Regions from separate parts of the Mus musculus genome. Here region 1 is linked to region 2. Evidence: chromatin loops called from intact Hi-C (ENCODE). Cell type or tissue: left cerebral cortex. All regions are shown on one strand.

Evidence for each region. A loop is a pair of places that touch in the nucleus more often than their neighbours do. Peaks named below come from ENCODE experiments on the same cell type or tissue, not always from the same donor. Only the 100,000 strongest peaks of a DNase experiment are listed, where the experiment ranks them.
Region 1: a loop joins it to region 2, with 2.3 times the contacts of the local background. A loop is called at or near these places in 27 of 42 quality-filtered maps.

Annotation. Positions count from the first base shown.
Region 1 is chr2:139,965,210-139,967,709 of GRCm38, reverse strand. The region is part of intron 8 of Tasp1 (taspase, threonine aspartase 1); the gene reads left to right. Among named protein-coding and RNA genes, the nearest start is that of Tasp1, 100 kb to the left of the region's middle. In left cerebral cortex, a CTCF peak has its summit at 1,209 (motif pointing right); a DNase peak (open chromatin) is centred at 1,222.
Region 2 is chr2:139,783,316-139,785,815 of GRCm38, reverse strand. No RefSeq gene overlaps it. Among named protein-coding and RNA genes, the nearest start is that of Ism1, 110 kb to the right of the region's middle. In left cerebral cortex, no CTCF peak of the experiment used is centred here; DNase peaks (open chromatin) are centred at 702 and 1,096; H3K27ac peaks cover 189 bases.

The DNA of each region.
Region 1 (2,500 bases), 180 kb before region 2:
GGATATAACAACGTTAGTTGAACATAACCCTGTCAGCCAGCATGCTGCTTCCTCTTGTTTTTGTGTAATACTTCATTGGCTGTGAGATGAATTCTTCTGTCAGAGTAATGCTGTGTGGAACAGCAAGCAGGTCTGTGTCAAGTTTCTCAAGTGCTGGAAGGAGAGAACTGCAACTACAAAGAGTACGCTAGACTTACAGAGTACTATGAAAGACCAAAATGATCTGTGATTCATGATGTAGGAGAAGTCCATGCTTAAGAAATAGATTCAATAAAACTTTTTGGAAAGCAGAAACTTTCCAAAGTCTAGGAAAAGAAATGTTTATATAGGTATAGGAGGCATTTCAACCCTAAACCAACAAGATTAGAAATGAAGATTCCTTTATTGAAGTTAAAATACTAAGTGAGCCAGAGTGAAGTTCCAGATTACGTATAGAGGCGGGCTTTGAGGATGATAGTGTGTCTCAAAGAAACTCTGAAAGTGGAGAGGGCTTAGAAGGTTTTGTTTTTCTATTTAATTTTTCTTTTTTTACTTATGAATTTGTTAGTCTCAATTCTGGTTTTCCTCAAGCGTCAGTATTTATGGAATAATAATTGGTAACAAAGCGACAGCTATTTTTCTGCCTCCTAACGTTTTATTCTGGTCTTCTTTTAAGGACTGTTCTAATTCCACTGAGATCAAAATACATTCCCTCCCCCCCCCCCCATTACTTAGTAAATTAAGCAGGAAGTACTTTTCAAGTTGGATTATTTACATTTTACATCTGTCACTTTGAGATTTATTATTCATGTTAGCTCATGAATGGGTGAACGTATTGATTTTATCCTTTTTATAGTTCATAAAAACATTAATTTAGTACTAACAATCTAAAACTGATTCTGATACTAATTTCAAAGGAAAAACCATTTTATTTTATTTTATTTATCTTGTAGACTCAACAAAAGTTTGATTTTTTTTTTTTTTTTAAGATGGTTAAATATATGCTGGGTCAAAATCCATGCTTCAGTTTTTGATGATAAACTTGTATATAGGAATTTACAACAAAAGAAAGAAGTTAGGTTAGTTGAAGTATTAAATAATACTGTTACTTCTTCAGTATTGTAGCTATTAAGGAGTGATATTAAAGATACATAAGCAGGAAAGAGAAACATGTACCAGGAAATAGACTTCTGAAAAGGTAAGTATGGAAGTGTCCACAAGGGGGCGTGCTCACCCAGAGAAATATGAGCAAGTACCTTTCCTGTTACAGAGGGTAAAAATGCCTGTTTTACAAATGTACTTCCAGGCCATGTCCCTCACATCCTAGGAAAGAATTAAACCTTAGCATACCAAGAATGCCCATTCATTTCCTGGCACATGTTTATTTTAATATGCGAATTTGTAAGTGTGGACAAAGGTCTTATAGAACGAAAATGTCCACATCCAGAGGTGTTTTTCCCACCCCAACTCTTATTTGTTCTAACTGTACCTGGGACCAATTGAGGAGAATGTTTAGAACTACGTATGAACAGGGCTCATCCTAGGAACTATTTGTGTCAAATGTAGGCCTTTGAGTGTCATAACCATCTGAAAACATCGTTGAGGTTAAATTGAATGACATTTGATACTCTAGATTATATTACTTATGTCCTAAAATATATAGTGCTCTTCACCCATTTTTTTAGTTCTTTTTGACTTACCTGTTTTCTAATACGATTTGAGTTTACTTGAGAACAAAAGGAGAAAGCATATGAACATTTCTTTCATTTTACTTTTTAATATGCTTGCCCTTAGTTAAACTTTTATGAGTTTGAATAATTTTTGGTTTTGTGGATATACCCATAATTAACTGGCCAAACTGATAGTGCTCTGCTTATAAAATCTCATGCATATAAAGCAACTTAATAATTTTTAAGTCGATATTAATTATTCCTCTTCAATATGGAGAGGGTACCATTTAAATCCAGGTCAAGTGGCCCATCCTAATTGTTACAGTGTTTCTCTGGCAGGAATAGGATCCAGACTGTCTGTGTTACTTTCTAGTCCTTTATCTGGTATTCCCCACTGCTTTAAGACTCAGTTCAAAGGCCAGTGCAGTTCTGGCTTTTAAAAGTGTAATTTTATCCAGAGAAAGTGAGGGTAGCCCAAAATGAAAGAAAGGCCTATGTTCCAGGCTTTGGCCAGGTGTTCCTTGAAAGAGCTAAATTGGACAACTAAATTGAAAAACGTTGCCTGCTCTTATAAAGAGTTTGTTGCCATCTATTTAATTAACAGTGTTTTAGCTTGCTTATTTATGTGTCTTTTAATCTTCCTAGGTACTGAATTCATATCCCATTAGCATGTGGTAATGTCACTGTCAGTAGGTGGTATGATGCGTGTGCCTCTATGAAATGCCTCCTTTTTGGTGGGTTTTCAGATGTTGGTTTGATTATAACACTTTTGTCTATTTGATTTGATAGCCAAGCTTTCCAGGGGAGAAAACAAAAGTTGAAGCAAAACTTTGGGATGAGTATCACTTATT
Region 2 (2,500 bases):
TGTGGCTATATACAGCTTAAGAGATATCAGGAATTTTCTTGGTTGCTTTTGGATTCCTGCTCTGTCTTATATAATCTGGTTTTAATTCCTGGGTGTTTTTTAATTAATTCATTCCTTAGCACTGTTTTTTTTCTCTTTAATTTTATTCAACCATGTTAAAATTCTTTGTAGTATCTGGTACTTTCTAGGTTTGAGTGCTTTAAGATCATGGATCAGAACTTTGATAAGCTTCACCACTCAGAGAATAATATGCCAATCAATGATGCATGCAAGACCTCTCATGTCTCATTATCTCTAAGTCTTTTCTGGACCATTTTGGAAGGAAGTGCAGTCTCTTGCCAGAAAGTATATGTGAGTGCCTGTGCATGTATGTATGTAAGTTCTGGGAGGAAGTTAAAGCAGGGCTTTGAGAATGTTATGGCTTTCTAATATGGGAGCTTTCCTTTGCTTTATCTCTGCTTTTCTCTGTTCCTGTTCCATAAACATGAACTAACTCCATGATGCTCACCATTAACAGAAGAGACTTTATGGCTTTAACTACTAAGGGTGGACTCTGAACAAAACCCTTTCCACGGCGGGCCTTATCTGCTTTTCTTCTGAAATTGTCATCACTTCTACACAACTGAGCAACTCAGCTCTTCCTCTGGGAGAAGCATCTATGTTTCTACTTGTCTGAAAACACTTGGCTTTCCCTTTTCTGTGTTCTGCCAAGATAATTAGCATTCTTTCTCTCATTTCTCACTTTCCAAAAATGTGTTGAATGTATTTATGGCAAATGATAGCTCACTCTCTTAGACAGTGTTTCTTAGTTTGTTTTAAAAGACTTGCTGTCATCTTAAATGGGTTTGGGGTAGGATGAAATGATAGTCATGGACATTATATTTGCAACCTGAAGACATGTAGATGCTAATCTATGATGGAATGCAGACCTGTTCACTTTACTGTTAGATGAAGTCTTGCTTTGTAGTCAGTGAAACAGGAAAGTTCTAGAGAAATTCCATCTTTTACTCTTTCTCATTGCCAAATTGTGGTCCAAATACAGTTCTAAGAATCCTAGTTATTTAATTCCCATAGCTTAAATAGACAAAGAACAGAATTTTGGTAGACGTTTGGATGTGGCTTAACTCCAGAAACTGTCAAGAGATAAGTGGTAGACCAAATGAGAAAGCTGCTGCAAAACACATGACAGTACTGGGGTTTCTAGGAGACATAGTCTTAAAAAACATTGCTCCATGGATGTGCCACAAACCCCTCACACCCTTTGGTCAAGCTTGGTATATCTCCCCAGTGTTTGAACACTGAAGTTCTGTGTTCTCTCCCATTCCTTTGTTAGTGGGTGGGATCCTTGGTTCCAACAGAGCATCTCTGCTATTTCATACCTGTGAGTTTCTCCTTCAGATCTGTGAATTTATCATCCGAAACCATTTTCAATGCTTGAAGACCCATTTGAATTCTTACCTTGTATGTTTTCTTCTTACCTTGCATTTCCACAGAAATTTAGAGTAAACCTTACTTACATTTCAGTAGGAATTTTGCATTTACAGATTGGTAGTCGGATCCTGCACATCAAGAAGTAAGTGTCATTACACCTGGAATAGCACCTTGCTTGTAAGTGCTCCTGCATAAATACTGATCACGGAATCTGACTGAAAGTGTAACTGATAGGCAACCTGACGAGCCTTAGTCCCCAGGAAAAATTTTGTAGGAAGCTGTGCATTTGGTTCGAGGTTAAGTGATCGATGTGTTTTTAAAAGTGAAATAGAATTTTTATCATATGCAATTTACCTTAAACACACATGTTGACAGGACAATGAGGTGTTTTTTTCATGGACCACATCATTGGTATGCCACCAAGTTGTTTTAAGTTTGAGCATCATAGCTTAATCGTGAGCTATCAGCTCCATCTCTTAAAAAGAAAGGGTGGCGACAGGTTGTGGGAGGTGGAAAATGTCTCTACTGATGTGTGTCTGGGAGTCGTGTTCCTTGACATAACTGACCCACTCCCCAGATACCTGGGCTCAAATCCTATCTAGCGATGGACTCATGTTGCAAGTTTCAAGTCACTTTTTTCTTTGCTCCAGATTGCTCTTTAATCAGGTGTGACTTCTGACACATTTGCTTTAAATCTCTCTCTACTCCCCTGTCAAACAGTTAATGATCTCAAAATGTTACAGTGCATTCTTCAGATTTCCCACAGAGTCCAGTGTGGATAGAATGACACATAAATGGAGAACAGAGAATCACCTGCTTGGTTTCTGTGTGTGTGTGCGCGCACACACACACACACACACACACACACACACACACGCACACGCCGTGCTCTGGGCATGCGCACTACTCTGGTTTCATAGCACAGGGTGAGGCTCAGGAGGCCACTATGCTTCCTTGAATGCTCTTCTCCACTCTCTTGGCATTACTCATCATTTTATCTTTTAATTTCTAAGTAGCTGTGTTAAGTAGAGACTGATGGGTCAATGGAGCATGAACACAAACAGGAGAT